2 separate regions of the Homo sapiens genome follow, and region 2 is linked to region 1. Evidence: chromatin loops called from intact Hi-C (ENCODE). Cell type or tissue: HepG2. All regions are shown on one strand. Links, peaks and the distances in the headings refer to the core of each region. The heading gives the core; the rest is flanking DNA.

Region 1 (8,017 bases), core at 2,537-5,036:
GCTGCCGATACCTCCCTAGACTCACGTCCAGGTTTGAGTGTGATGTACGCATAGATGTGGTTGCTGGCCATGACATTAATTTTTTGCTAGGAATCCTCAGACAGGTGTGATGAGAGGCCTGGAGGATTCCAGCATCACAGCTGGTGAGGTACATAAGTCCCAGATGGCTCACACTTGCTGTACGGAGATGATAACCAAATCCTCCTGGTTCACATTTCCAGGCTCAAATCAGGAAAACCCACCTGTCTCCAGGCTAAATCTCTAGTCAACTGACTTCCAAACATGGGTGAAGGATTCTGTTCCCCATCAGAAGCAAGCTGAGCTCAGGCTAATTGGATGGCTCCTGAACATAGGGCCGTGGGGCTGGGTGGTGGGGCCAGGCCTTTGGAGCCTCCTGGGTGCTGCAACCTGTGGGGAGGCAGCGTCATCTGGGCTCTGCATCTTTCCCCAGGGGGCTCCCTGGCCTGTGCTGGTTTCTGTCTTCCTTATCTCTGCTCCCTCTTCGGCTTCTCTAAGGGGTCCCCTGTCACTGCTTCTTTATGACGGAGCCCTCTCTTCCTCCGTTTCTTCATGACAGAGCCCCCTCTTCCTCAGCTTCCCTTCCTTCCTGTGAAAGCTTCTCCACCTTCTTCTTCGCTAGTAGCAAAAGTGAGAGATGACTAGCAAGACACGGCTGGGACCCTACAGCTTCATTCTGGGCTTTGGGAATTCTGTTCAAAATTTGCCAAATTCATGAGTTGTTTTAGATGAAAAATCAAGCTAACTAAAACTTTAAAATTTAGAAATTTATCATCAGGTCTGTTCCATTTGCACTTTATTTTTTTTTAAAGCTCTTTAATTCCATTTTCACTTAAGAAAAATTCAGAATTGTCTTCTCTGCTATATTGTCGCCTTTTGCCCTCGTTGGTCTCCTCTCATTTCTCTCCTATGCCAGGACACTCGCGATTTGGAAATCCAAATCTACTGAATTTTGCCGAAGGATTGAAACACATTGTCCACATGATATTCTTTTAAAAATGTCGCTGCATTTGAACCATCACCCTCCCCACCTGTGAATACACAGTTATACTCACATGTAGTTGTTTTGCTGATTGGAAGAACTATTTGAGAGTAAATCACAGGTGTCATAATCTTTCACTCCTTTGATCTTTAGCATGTATCTCACGAAAAAGAGAGTATTCTCTCAAATTACCTAAGTGCCTTTATTAGTCTCAGAAAATTCAACATCAATACAAAGCTAATATCTAATACACAATCTATATTCGAGTTTTATGGCATCTTTATGGTAATTTTTTTCACACATGGCATTGAGTTGCCATGTTCTTTAGTCTCCTTTATTCTGTAATGTTCTCTAGCCATTGTTTATTTTTCACCATATTGGTGTTTTTGAAGAGTGCCAGAATTTGTAGACTATTTTTCAATTTGAGTTTATCTGCATCATATAATTCTTTTAAAAGCCAATTCCTATTAAGCATTTCATATAGAATTAAATTTATGGTATAGTATTTGTAGCTGGCATCTCTTGGTACCCAGAAGTACATGTATCAGTTAGTTCTCACACTGCTATAAAAAGCTGCCTGAGACTGTGTAATTTATAAAGAAAAGAGGGTTAATTGACTCATGGTTCCGCATGGCTGGAGAGGCCTCAGGAAACTTACAATTATGGCAGAAGGTGAAGGGGAAGCAAAGACCTCGTTCACATGGCAGCAAGAAAGAGAGAGCGAGGAAGAGCAGAGAAAACTGCCTTATAAAGCCATCACATCTCGTGAGAAGTCACTCACTATCATAAGAACAGCATGGGGTACACCACCCCCATGATTCAATCACCTCCCACCTGGTCCCACCCTTGACAGGTGGGGATTATGGAGATCACAATTCAGTATAAGATTTGGCTGGGAACACAGAGCCAAACCATATCAGTGCCTTTAGGTTTAAACGTGGTCCTCTCCGCGCAGGTCCTGTGCTTTGTTCAGCATCCTTTGGTGTCTGTCCTCTCCAGAGAGGGAGATGGGTGCTGCTATTGAAGGCCAGGATACCAGTGCTAACAATCTAGGTGGGGACAAGTCACAGTGGGCTCCCTCCCTGACTCCACTGGAGTGAAGGAGAAGCTGTGGGCCAGTGTCCACTGCAGGAAGATGCAGCCTGGCCCACAGGGAGCTTTGGCAGAGACAGTCCCCGGCATCCTGGCCTCCATGGTCCTGAGGGCTTTCATGGAGTAGCTGACTTTGCACATGAGTTGGTGGATCCTCCACTGCTTCAATGTTCAGCCACTAAACGAAGCTTCAGATGGAGACCCCAAGGCACAAAGGCACACATCGCTTCCCTGCACGTGGCTTCTCTTTTGCCAGACGCTGTATTGTTCACACTGGTGTGCCCGTTGGTTACTCTAGGTGGGTCGGAGATTTTTCCACATGAACTTGCTCCCAGGAAGAGTGGCACAAGAGTGGCACAAGAAAGGCAAGCCTTAGACCCAGTCCTGCCAAGCACGCACCCATTTCTTGGTAAGGAGGCACAGCACTTCCCTGCATCTGTCCTGAAGCTCAGGAGAACCCCCATCCTATGTGTCCAGGCAGTCTGTCTAGTATTTAGCAGGACAGGGCTGGCACAAAATGCCCTGAGGCAGAATGCAGGGCCCTCCAAGCAACCGGGGAGACCCAGGTCCATGAGGGTTTCAGAGCCCGAATGCAGTGTCGGACACATTAAGTGCACAGATTGCTGGGTTCTCATGCCTCATGTGAGTTAGGGGGCTCTGGAAGTCTAGACCAGTCCCGACAATTATGTTAGATAACTCAGCAGTAAATAACAAGGAGTTAAATTGCATCGTCCTAGTTGTCAGGAGAGAGGCGGTCAGTGAAGGCTGAGGATTTGGGGAGAGCCGCTTCTTCCCAGACCTGCGTCTCCTCCAGGGTACTGACCCTGCAGGCTATATTCTGACCCACTCCTGCTGTGGCTCTCACCAGCCTTGCTCTTCCTGCTTTTCTCTTGTTCTGCCTTTCTGTGCTTCACCCACTGGTTGGGGATTTGTGGAAGCACCTTTCTAGAACCACAGAACAATGGTTCTTTGTTCTTTCTAGAAGAAACGTTCTAGAAATGGTTAAGTGTTCTTCCTAGAACACAGATCTTTCTAGAACAATGGTGCTCACAGGGCCGGAGTTCTGAGCCCTACACGAGGCCATTTTGCCCAGCACTTATGAATTTGCACTGGGAAAACCAACTACACATCTGTGGATGCAACCCTGTACATCCTGGTCCAAAAAAGATGATTAAAAAGGTTTTTTTTTTTTTTTCCAATAAAATCTTATTAGGGAATCTAAATAAATCTAATTAGAGAACAAAAGAGAATCAAATCTGATTAGGGGATAAAAGAGAATAACCCATTTGGAGATTTTTAAAAAGTAGTGATAAAAGAAAAACTTCAGCCAAATTAAATTTAAAGGTGTTTGAATAAGGAACAATTCATGAATCAGGCAGCATTTTGAGTCAGGGTTGGCTCAGAGACTCCAGTGCAGCCGTGTGGTGGAAGATTTATGGACAGAAAAGGGAATCGAAGTATAGAAACAGCTAGATTGGTTGCAACTTGGTGTTGGCCTTATTAGAACAAGGTTCAAAGAGTTGGCTACATTTGATTGGCCAAATTCAGTGTATGGGCTACAGTCTGTTTACACAGTTATAGTTTCTAATGTACCAAAAAACCTTTAGGCGAAATTGAAAATATGTAAGAAGGCAGCTTTAAGCTAAACTTGATTTGACAGTAGTGAGGAGAAAATTATCAGAAGTAAAAATTGCTATCCTGGCCAACAAGAGTGAAACTCCGTCTCAAAAAAAAAAAAAAAATGCCCAACAATTTTTTTTAAAGATATTAAACTGGTTTGGATAAAACCCTTTTCAACACTGGCTGCTCCGCCCCCTCTCCTCCCGCCATCTGAATAAGGTCTTGACTAAATTCCCTGACTGCTTTTCGCCTTTTATTACAGAGGCTGGGAAGTGGCCTTTTCATTTGGTACCGTTTTTGGACCACAGAGTCTTTCTCAGCTCATCAGTGCCCCCTGGTGGTATGCAGGGTGAGGGGACAATAACGAGTCCCATTGTTCACCGGCTGGTGACTGAAGGACATTTTCTCAGAAGCCCTGCACCTCCTCCCCTGTGACTCAGGTACACCTTTAATATTTTCTTGATGACGATATTTATTGATAGATTGTACTAAGTTAACAGCATCAAGCTCAAAAGAAGCACAGTTAAAAACCAAAGCCATTTCCCCACCCTCTTAGGGTCCATTTATTGAGGCCCTAATATGTGTTAGAGACTTTCCTGGATTTACTTTTCTGATTTTTATTACATTATATTTTCAATTGTGTGGAATGGACTACATAAGATACAAATTGTATTTGTATCTATTCAAAGCAGGCACTGTGAATAAAAGGTGCTTCCAGGAATTCCCGGTAGAAGAGGGAGTGCAGAACGGGAGAGCCAGGGCAAAGCAGGAGGAGCGCAGCCCTGGCAGGAACAGGTCAGCATGCAGTTTGGATCAATAGGGAAACACCACGTCTCTTCGTGTGCACAGGCTTCTAAACTTCATGGGATTGTTTTCAGCATCACATGAGACCCTGAGTAAAAGGCTCACTGAGCCTGGGGTATCGTGAACGCCGCACACATGGTTGTTATTATTCACTTGGCAATGCCCTGGTCTTCCTGTTCCCTAGCACTTCCGCAGTGGCATGGAAAGGAGAGCATAGGAAGCCTCTTTCCAACCGGCTGGGGGCTCCGTTGTGGCCTCCGCCACCCTAGGGCCAGGCTCCCAGTGTTCCAGCTTTTTGATGTCCCGGCTATTTCAATTATACCCACTCATTCAGGGAGTCCCATAAGTACCCAGGTACATTAATTTTCTTCAAAGTGCATCTGCAATGCATGGTTGGCTGACACGCTGACAGCCCCATCGCCAGCCAGGAGCCGTGGCAGAAGCAGCCCCACAGTCAGACCGGTGAGGTTAGGCTGGGAGTTGCTTGGACGCTCACTAGTGCTTCACCATGAGATTCTTCCCTGGAACAACTGGTGTGTGTTCTTGGCTGAACTCGGGTCCATTAGACGTTGACTTCACATTGACCTAAGAAGTTAAAGGAAAAGGGTCTCTGGCTGACGGGGGCGGGAGGGGGTGGGGTGGTGGGAACCGGCCACGCCGGGAAAGGTGCAGTAGGCGCACACAATTGACTGAAGAGGACAGCTGAGACTTATACGGAGGATTCCACCTACGTCTCCAGCCAGCCTTACGGTTCTCCCACTGCTGCTCAACACTAAGGGCCCTGGGAGAGCGGGTGCGGGCGGCTGAGCTCTGCCCGCATCCCACCTCTCACGCAGCCGCGGAGTGGACTCGGCCTGGGAACCCTTGTAATCCAATTGCGGGAGGAGGTGCCAGGAATGACCCCTCCACCGTGGGCTGTGGGCGTGGTGGGAGGATCATTTCACCCCAGGACAAGGGTGAGCCCTTAGGAAGCTGGAATAGATACTTCGAAGCCCGAGATGACCACTGTCCACGGCAGCCTCAGTCCCTTTCTCCCAGAACATCATTTAGCTGTTGAGCTAAATCATCCACTTGGCCCCTTACAGCCTCGACCTCGTCACAATGAAGTAGATGAGGCCACAGAAGCCTTTGTTATCTCCACGAGCAGCTGGAGCCCGGCTTTGGCTGAGCCCTGGCAATGCCTGCTACACCCCAGACCAAGGTGATACGTGGGTGGCTGCTGCGATCGGAATGTTTACACCCCCCCACCGCCATATTCATCTGTTGAAATCCTCACCCGCAAGGTGATGGGGCTAGGAGGCAGGACCTCCGGAAGGTGAAAAGGTCATGAGGGCAGAACCCTCGTACGCGGAAGGTCATGAGGGCGTAACCCTCGTACGCGGAAGGTCATGAGGGCGTAACCCTCGTACGCGGAAGGTCATGAGGGCGTAACCCTCGTACGCGGAAGGTCATGAGGGCCTGACCCTCGTACGCGGAAGGCCATGAGGGCGGGACCCTGGTACGCGGAAGGCCATGAGGGCGGGAACCCTCGTACGCGGAAGTTCATGAGGGCGGGACCCTCGTACGCGGAAGGTCATGAGGGCGGGACCCTCGTACGCGGAAGTTCATGCGGGCGGGACCCTCGTACGTGGAAGGTCATGAGGGCGGGACCCTCGTACGTGGAAGGTCATGAGGGCGGAACCCTGGTACATGAAATTCGTTCTCTTATTTAAGAGACAAAGAACGCCCTTGTTTTTTCCACCACGTGATGGCGCAGACAGAAGACAACCAGCATCTATGAACCAGGAAGCCCCCACCAGGCACTGAATCTGCCCCTGCGTGGATCTTAGACTTGCAGACTCCAGAACTGTGAGCAATGAATTTTGTTGTTTATAAACCACCCAGTTTTTGGTATTTCGTTATGGCAACCGTAATGAACTAAGACAGTAATTTATTTCCCCAAACCTTTCCAGCTAACATGGGCTTTCGAGCGGATTTTCAGAACATAGAACTTGCTGGTTTACTCCCTATTACCCGGGTACCTACTGACAGCAGGCACAGCATGGAAGCCAGTGCTACCATTTAACTACGAATAAGCTGATCTCAAGTTTACAGGCTGGGAGTAAAGTCAACCTTAATCAAGTAATCATTCTAGCAGGGTTATAATTACAAACGCAGAATCCACATTCTTCTGAAAGTAGCACAGTTTCACGAGGGATCATGGCAGGAATCAGATCTGAGAATAAACCTGGCCAAGAAGTCAGAGTCACAGGGGTTTTGTGACAGATTATTTTGTCACTCAGGTATTAAGCCTAGTACCCAGTGGTTATTTTTTTCTCTTCTCCCACCCGCCACCCTCGAGGAAGCCCCAATGTCTGTTGTTCTCTTCTTTGTGTCCATGTGTTCTCGTCATTTAGCTCCCACTTATAAGTAAGAGCATGCAATATTTGGTTTCTGTTCCTGGGTTAGTTTGCTTTGGATAATGTCCTCCACCTCCACCCATGTTCCTGCAAAGGACATAATCTCATTCTTTTTTTTATGGCTGTGTAGTATTCCATGGTATATATGTACCACATTTCCTTTATTCTCTCTGTCATTGATGGGCGTTTAGGTTGATTCCATGTCTCTACTATTGTGAAGAGTGCTGCAGTGAACATTCATGTCTATTTGTCATTATGGTAGAATGATTTTTATTCCTCTGGATATATGCTCCATAATTGGATTGCTGAGTTGAAAGGCATTTCTGCTTTTAGCTCTTTGAGAAATGGCCATACTGCTTTTCACAATGGTTGAACTAATTTACACTTCCATCAACAGTATATAAGTGTTCCCTTTTCTCCACAACCTCACCAGCATCTGTTGTTTTTTCACTTTTTAATAATATCCATTCTGACTTCTGTGAGATGGTATCTCATTGTGGTTTTGATTTGCATTTCTCTAATAATCAGTGACACCGAGTATTTTTTTTTCATATGCTTTTTGGCTGCATGTCTGTATTCATTTGTAAAGTGTCTGTTCATGTTCTTTGCCTACTTTTTAATGGGTCTGTTTGTTTTATTCCTGTAAATTTGTTTAAGTTCCTTATAGATGCTGGATATTAGACCTTTTCAGATGCATCGTTTGCCAAAATTTTCTCCCATTCTGTAGGTTGTCTGTTTACTTTATTAATAGTTTCCTTTGCTATACAGGAGATCTTTTAGTTTTAATAGATCTTATTTGTCAATTTTTGCTTTTGATGACACTCTCGTGTATGGTTGAAGTGAGTAGAAATTATCACAGCCTTCAGGAGGATTGTTTGTTATTAACTTTCAAAAATTAAAAAGTACACATGCTTTTGCTGCAGTGTCATGTCAGGAAATTTTCTTCATAGATGCTCACTCACGTAACCTAGTATCTGCAATATATATACTGATATGGTTTGAATGTGTGTCCCTGCTCAAATCTCATGTCGAATTGGAGGAGGGTCCTGGTGGGAGGTGATTGGATCTTGGGGGTTGATTTCCCCCTTGCTGTTCTTGTGAT
Region 2 (8,017 bases), core at 3,561-6,060, 74 kb before region 1:
TATGCTGTTTGGGAAACACAGGGAAGCACCTTGGTCCCTTGGTTGAGTCATGAGGATGTCTTGTGCTGTGACTTCTGTCATGGTCACTGGGTGGGAGTGTCCTCAGCATAACAAAGGCAGAGCATTGGGTCAATGTGGTCACCTTTAAAGAGAAGATTAACCACTCATGTCTTCTACACACTCAAAAGGGAATTCTTGAGAAGAGATGGGCTTTATTTTAGATATTGTATGAGATAAGAGCAGCATTGTGGAAAGGAAGGTCCCCCGCCCACCCAACCCTGCTTCCTTTCTGGCCCACACTCTCCTTTCTCCCAGGCCTTGGCCAGGTGCCTTTGAGTCCCTCATGCACACCAAGCCTCCACCTGCCGCAGAAAATGCCTCCCTGGCAGTGGCAGCTGGGGCAGGGTCGGGACATTCACAATGCAGAAGAGGATGGGGATCCATCTCTGTAGCTTGGAAAGGAGAAATGGTGGGGGCAGAGACAGGAAATCTGGAAAAGGCCTAGGAAGGAAGATATTGAAGAAGAGGAACAAGAAAGGGGAATGCAGAGCTCGGCCATGTGCACTGCTCCACAAAGGCCTGGGAGCCTCGCAGGACAAACTTGCAGAGGTCTGAGCAATGAGGCTAGATCCCAGAAGGGCAGGAAGACTGGGAGACCGTACCTTCTGGAACCTGCAGGCGTCCAGCATGAGTTTGCTTTCAGAACAGTGTGGCTGTGCTCCTGGTAAAGGTACAGAAGGAGCTTCTCCTTCCTGCTCCAGGGAGAGGCTATGCTTGGGCTGCCCGGCTGGAGAAACACCAGACTCCATGTCCAGATCCTGCGCTGGGCTCGCTGCTGACAGTGGGAACGCTGTCTCTCAGGCCTGAGGGCTGGTTATGGAAATCCATAGGGGTCAGCTAGACCCTAAACAATCAGTAAGAGGGGAATGCCAATCCAAAAAAAAAAAAAAAAAAAGGAAACCAACCAAATAAACATACAAAAAGAGACTGATTTTCATCTCTCTAGTGAACACCTAAACATGTCCATGAAAAAGTCACAGGTAAAACTTTCTGCATGTCTAATCTCTTAGGCCATGAAACTAGGGGGGGGAGAAAGCCTATACTTGGTTTCTATTCCCTTTGGATAATAATAGGTTTGTGATATTAGCCAGACTATTAACTCCGCTTAGCCAATTTCCTTCTCAGTTGAATGGAAAAAATGATGGTGCTTCACATGGATATCACAGGTCCTGTGTAAGCTGTACAGCTAATTATCATGACTGTGATACTGTACATTGGAATCTAAAGTCCATTAAACACACTAATGCTTAATGAGCACTTACTACATGCCATGCTGTCTTTCAGGCATTTTGCTAAATTTTAAAGGTACTTACTCATTTAATTTTCACAAAAAAAGTCATGGAGTAGGTTCTTTTATTTTATTTATTTTTTATTTTTAGATGGAGTCTAGCTCTGTTGCCCAGGCTGGAGTGCAGTGGCGCGATCTCGGCTCACTGCAGTTTCCACCTCCTGGGTTCAATGGGTTCAAGTGATTCTCCCGCCTCAGCGTTTTGTTTTGTTTTGTTTTTTCTTTCTTTCTTTTTTCTGTTTTAGAGAAGAGGAAAATTAGGCAAAAAGAAGTAAAGTAACTTTCCTGAAGTAACTCAATACGTAAAAAAGCTAAGATCCTCAGCTCATCAACAAAAAATGGAGTTACATCCATTTAATAAGATAACAAATTCTAGAACTATTTTCTGTAGGGGTGCAAACAGCTTTATCTTTCTGTTAAATAACTTTTATAAGCCAATTAACTTAAGAACATCTCCACACATTTCCGTGAATCAAAACCTCCCCATTAACTGAAGGTTGCAATGTGTCTAACCAGGAATTTATAAAGCGCAGGTCAGTGGTGAAGCATATGGGCTTGGGAGCAGGTGGCCCAATGCCAATGGCAGGCATTGGGCAAGCTACGTGATTACTCTGTGCTTCCGCTGTCTCTCTCTCATTTGTAAAACAAGACGAAAGAACCCATCACGTGGATTTGTGGGGGGAAGAAAAGAGTTAACAAATGGCAACCACTTGCACCAGTGCCCAGCAGCACAGAGAGCATAGCAGATATTATATGCCAAGCACTGCACACCCGCAGATTGAACACTTAACATTATAAAAATAACAGGCACATACTTCTAGAAATAGTAATTAATAAGTCTAGTACTTTTATAAAACAGGAAATAATCAATGTGACAGGATCCTCTCAGAGGCCCGCATGTGTCCTGACAGCTAGGACAGAGCCAGGTGGTGATTTAGGAAAATGTAGGAAGCAGAGACTCCTGCATAACCCGTGCTGGCAAAGCCTCTGGAGGGAGGATGGACTCCTGAGTACCTACAGCTGGAGGTACCTATGACTCTGCAGGAAAAGTGGACTCATGAGTACTCAGCGCTGGAGAGGACTCTGGATGGAGGGAAGACTCATGAGTATCTACTGCTGGGGAGGACTCTGGAGGGAGGGTGGACTTGTGAGTACCCAGTGCTGGAGAGGACTCTGGAGGGAGGGTGGACCCGTGAGTACCCAGTGGAGGAGAGGACTCTGGAGGGAGGAGGGACCCGTGAGTACCCAGTGGAGGAGAGGACTCTGGAGGGAGGAGGGACCCGTGAGTACCCAGTGGAGGAGAGGACTCTGGAGGGAGGAGGGACCCATGAGTACCCAGTGGAGGAGAGGACTCTGCAAGGAAGAAGCATTCAGAATAACTGCTGCTGGAGAGAACAATTTCATTTCAGGAAAATGTTCTTATAGTTGCTCATTCCCATAAGCTAATATCTCTAATATATACACACATTCATGATTATAAATACTGTTAGAATACATAATACCTGTAGTACCTATATAATACTTATATGTTTGTGTACATATTTGAGTACAAAATATACATATGGACATAATGAGTGCAGAAGTTTTTGTAATCATGAAAACAGGAAATAATCCAATGCCAAATAAAATGGGAAGTTTAAGTAAATGATGCTCTTTTTGTCCACTCTCTGAAACACTAGAATGAGGAAAATGCAGGAATCTTGGACCTTGGACAACGGCTGGGAATTCTGACTCCTTATAAAACTGTTTCCAGAGTCCAGCATGTGCATGCTGCCATGAAGGTTTGGATCTATACATAAATATTATTGTATAAAATGGCTTGAGTTGCCATGTGGAGAAAGAGATACAAATATTCCGGATTCAGTCTCTGTTACTCTTAAGTTTCTGTGTTTGTGTTAACTTACCTCTAACCTGGGCAGCTGAATGGAGGTGGCAGTCAGTGACATCCTCCCCCTTCTTTTGGATCCCCTACCCCAGCATCTGGACTACTGTTGGACATGGGACAGACTTTTTGACTGATTATTTTGTTCATCTGTTATTTATGGTAAGTCTTATTTTGGGGAGCACTTTTTGTTATCTTGGAACGCTTGAAACCCTCCTTAGGTGTGAACTTCTGAGCAGATGCAGGCATCTCCTCCTGTCCAGCGGCAGTATGTCTTGCCTTGGGATTCAACCTTTGGCATTCATTCTTCAAAGCCCAGCCCCTTGCTTCTCAAAAGCCAATTCCACAAGTGTCTGCTGCTGAACACTGGGCACAGAGACCTGGGCAACAAGAGGCCGGCAGCCTGGGCCCCAGGCAGTGCTTCTGAGCAATGGCTGCATGTTGTCTTTTGTATTAATGAATTCTTTTATTTTCTGAATTCTGGTGCTTGGACATCCGGGGTCTTGCTGACCCTGGAGGTACTGCCCTTGCCAGAATGAGCTGGTTCTTAGAACCCAGGGCTGTGCTTTCCAAATCAAACCAACCACCTGGAGTCCATGCTCCAACCACCTTCTCTGTGGCCCTCACACTCCGGGCCACCATGCACCTGCCCAAATCACGCCAGGCGAGGGACCAGACAGGAAGGGACAGCCCCTCGCCCCTGAGCCTGCTAAAATGATTCAATGATTCAGGTTAGCTGATCTGAGCCTTCTCTGGCCCACGCTCCCCTCGCTCCCTTGCCCACCTGGTTGGCTGTGCGTCTCTGTGTGGCCAGGCGTGACTCCTCTGTCCAGGGATCTGCAAGGATAAACTTCTTTCTTCATGACAATCTTTCTGTGTCTGTGAGTCCCATCATCCCTGACTTAAAAAAAAATTCCAGGTACCATGGAAACACCTTTGGTTTACTCGAGACATAGTTCTCTCTATGCCTCAAGCCCCAGGGACGACTTTCTTCCTTCTGGTACTTCCCAGGCTCTTTCTCGCATTTCTTTTAGAAGTTGCCAATTCCCTTCCCCTCTCTGGCCTCTCCTGGCTTTCCCAGTCCTATGGGTGCCTGGCGCCCTGGGCAGCCACTCTGGTGCTGGCCCTGGGTCATGACCAGCTCCTCCCGCAGTGCGGGGCCTCCCTGCACCACCGTGGCCGTCCTGGACTGCAGGTCCCCCTCACGGTGCTCCCAGCCTATGGGTGAAGCTCCCAGCTCTACCTGGATGCTTGGTGTGGCTCAAGGCCAGCATTTACAAATGGCTGTAAGAACAGGCACCGCTCTGCAGGGGGAAGGGTGAGACAAACAAATGCTCACCTCTAAGCCCCTCCGCTACAGCAACCCTTCTCCTTTTGACAGCCCAGATTGTTAGCGTTGAATAAGATGTAGTGTTTGCTGGCACAGCAGGGTGGCTATAGTCAAGAATAATTCAAGTGTACATTTTTAAATAACTAAAAAGAGTGTAACTGGATTGTTTGTAACACAAAGGATGGATACTTGAGGGGACGGGTTCCCCATTTTTCATGTGATTAGAACACATTGCATGCCTGGATAAAAGCATCTCATGTACCCCATAAATATATGCTTCTACTATGTATCCACAAAAATTAAAATAAAAAATTGAACAACAAAAGAACAGCAGAAACCAGATTGTTAGCACCTGGGGACTGCGGGCCCGGCTGACCTGCAGTGCGTAGAGCGGCCCCTAGGTGGCAGCACAGCACCGGTCGCCCTGGGGGTAAAAGGGGCGCCCTCCTGGCCCAGGGTCCTCAGGGCAGGAGGGTCCCCGAGTGTCCCCAGGCCCTGCAGCCTGGGCAGCCGCGCGGGCGCCGTCTCCAGAGGGGAGGGGACCCAACGCCTCGGGAGTGGACTGAAGCTGGAAAAACAAACAAACAGACACCGAGCTTTTCCTGAGAAGGATTCCCAGCCGAGGAAGCGGGTGCTGCGATGGGACTTGGGGATGCCTGCAGGGCGAGAGAAAGGTGCTCCTGGGTGGCCTTCAAAGAGCCCTCCGAAGAGTCCACCCAGGAGCACCAGCAACTGAAGATGGAGAAGAAGAAACGGCCGCAGGCCGGAGGTCAGAGCATTCCCATGGGGAAGCCAAGTCAGGGAGAAGCCACGGGCTTGGGAGAAGCAGGGAGAGGCCAGAGCGTCCGCTGTGGTCACTGGACGGCTGGTCTATGGCAGGGGAATCTCCGGAGACGCACCTGCCGCCACTGCTCATAGAACTTAGTGCAGAGGAAGAGCGAGTCCTCGCTGAAAACTCGGGTTCCAGTCACCCCGCGCCCCGCCTCACCTGAGGCCTCTGCCTTTGCAGGGGGACTGTGAGGTTGCAGCGATGTCTTCCCAAATAGCTCATGGGTTCTACTCAGTGATCCGTTTTAAGAAAACTGGTAGAAATCTCAGCCTAGTACTGAAATGTGAGTGCCGGTTAGCATTGCTTTTAAGGATCTTACAAAAACACGGACCGATTTTTACAGGGAAGTGAGACAAAACGTATTATTGCTATCGTGTGCCAACTCAATAAGGCATTTAATTTGTTAGTAATATAATTCAGAGAATAATACTTATTATTATTATTATTTTTATTATTTGACATAGGTCGCAATTGGGCAGGGGCCGCGCTGCCTCCTCCGTTCAGCTGTTGTGGCCTGGAACCCACTGTACTTGGCTCTGCGTCTCACCCATAAAGTGAAGTCTGTAAATGATTTTTCAATTGAGTTCAAACTGAGTATGGAAATCAATTACTTTTCAAATACCCACTGCAACAATTAATCCAAAGCCTCACTGCTGAGCTCTGCTCACTGGTTCCAGCTCTGTGCGCAGCTGGGAAGCAGGGAAATCCTGATGCTATGGAATTAAACGGGAGCTGGAGTGAGTTCGGGAAGGACAAGAATTTTCCACGCCAGCATGATCGTTACCCGGTAGGGTGAAGTGGCAAGGCTGTGAGGCACAGAAAACGTGGTTTTTGCGTCAGCTCTTCTGTTAATGAGGCCTGTCTCAGTTTCCCCATTATATTCTGTGCAAGCTTCTACCCCAAATGGGGTCTGTCTCTAGTCTGCGACTTACTTCTAACAATATTGTTTTTTACTCAAATTACACGCTCCATCCCCGAACTGAAGAGATGCACAAAAGAGATGAGGAAAGTAACTGCTTAGTTCTAGGAAACCATATGCAGCACCCCCGAACTGTGCAAAACAGTTCTGACACAAAAACCACGTTTTCTGTGCCTCGTGGCCTTGCCGCTTCACCACACTGGCTAACGACCATGCTCGTGTGGAAAATTCTTGTCCTTCCCAAACTCACTCCAGCTCCCATTTAATTCCATAGCCTTAGAAGGATTTCCCTGCTTCCCAGCTGCGCACAGAGCTGGGATCACTGAGCAGAGCTCAGCAGTGAGGCTTTGGATTAATTGTTGCAGTGGGTATTTGAAAAATAATTGAGCTTTTTATTGATGGAAAGATTGTTTTAGGCTGGTCACAGTGGCTCACGCCTGTAATCCCAGCACTTTGGGAGGCCAAGGTGGGCGGATCACAAGGTCAGGAGATCCAGACCATCCTGACCAACATGGTGAAACCCCGTCTCTACTAAAAATACAAAAATTTGCCGGGCCTGGTGGCACACACCTGTAGTCCCAGCTACTTGGGAGGCTGAGGCAGGAGAATTGCTTGAACCCGGGAGGCGGAGGTTGCAGTGAGCCGAGGTCACGCCACTGCACTCCAGCCTGGCGACAGAGTGAGACTCTATCTCAAAAAAAAAAAAAAAAAAAGAAATATTGTTTTATATTATAAATGCATTCATTCTTTTGTTGCCCTAAGATGTTAAAGCACATTTTGTCCATAAAGATTGTACATATAAATTAGAAAGCAGGGCAAAAGCAATGACATAAAACTTAGAAACATAAAAAGTCACGAAATAGTGCTTGTGACGACCTGTTCAAGGAATTCAGTGGATATACTGACTGTGTCTACAACACTGTCTGTAACTTGCATAATCATAGCACACCGATTTAGACGTGTTTGATAAACACTAAGCCTTACCTAGGTGTCTCACCACACCAACATGACTGGAGTGATGTAAAAAAATAATTGGTAGCCGAGCGCAGTGGCTCACACCTCTAATACCAGAATTTTGGGAGGCCGAGGCAGGCAGATTGCCTGAGGTCAGGAGTTCGAGACCAGCCTGGCCAATGTGGTGAAACCCCATCTCTACTAAAAATACAAAAATTGGTCCGGCATGGTGGGGCATACCTGTGGTCCCAGGTACTCAGGAGGCTGAGGCAGGAGAATTGCTTTAACCCAAGAGGCGGAGGTTGCAGTGAGCTGAGATAGTGCCACTGCACTCCAGTCTGGGTTGACAGAGTGAGAGTCCATCTCAAAAAAAAAAAAAAAAAAGGTTATCTTTACCCTTAAGAAACTTTTACCAGGAATTACTGCTTGTGGCTAATAGATTTCATTTGCATAAAATTTTTGGTATCGAAAAATGTGATTCGCCTGCCGTGTCACATGGAAGGAAAACATTATCTTTATTATCCTGGCAGGAAGTAGACCCGCCCTCTGCTCTGCAGGGAGACAATTTCTGTGCGCTGTAAGGTGCTTTGCTATGCAGATAGCCTTGAAAACATGATCTGGAACAAAAAGCAGTCAGTGCCTCTCCCGGCAAGATGTGCAGAAACATAAGAGGCAGGTGGAGAATGGTCTGGTCTCCCTGTATCTACATGTAATGCCTCAGAGTCATGGGCATGAAGAACTCTTTGGTTAGGACT

Evidence for each region. A loop is a pair of places that touch in the nucleus more often than their neighbours do. Peaks named below come from ENCODE experiments on the same cell type or tissue, not always from the same donor. Only the 100,000 strongest peaks of a DNase experiment are listed, where the experiment ranks them.
Region 2: a loop joins it to region 1, with 14 times the contacts of the local background. A loop is called at or near these places in 21 of 110 quality-filtered maps.

Annotation. Positions count from the first base shown.
Region 1 is chr5:4,864,363-4,872,379 of GRCh38, reverse strand. It overlaps LOC105374629 (a long non-coding RNA gene), which reads right to left and starts at 5,870. Exons shown (of 2, transcript NR_188249.1): 1 at 5,793-5,870; 2 at 4,167-5,101. LOC107986400 (a long non-coding RNA gene) reads left to right here and starts at 5,998. Exons shown (of 3, transcript XR_007059111.1): 1 at 5,998-6,364. RefSeq lists enhancers at 4,864-5,364, 5,365-5,865. In HepG2, for the core only: a CTCF peak has its summit at 4,042 (motif pointing left); a DNase peak (open chromatin) is centred at 4,039; H3K27me3 peaks cover 507 bases.
Region 2 is chr5:4,939,412-4,947,428 of GRCh38, reverse strand. No RefSeq gene overlaps it. Among named protein-coding and RNA genes, the nearest start is that of LINC01020, 91 kb to the left of the region's middle. In HepG2, for the core only: a CTCF peak has its summit at 4,967 (motif pointing right); no DNase peak of the experiment used is centred there; H3K27me3 peaks cover 479 bases.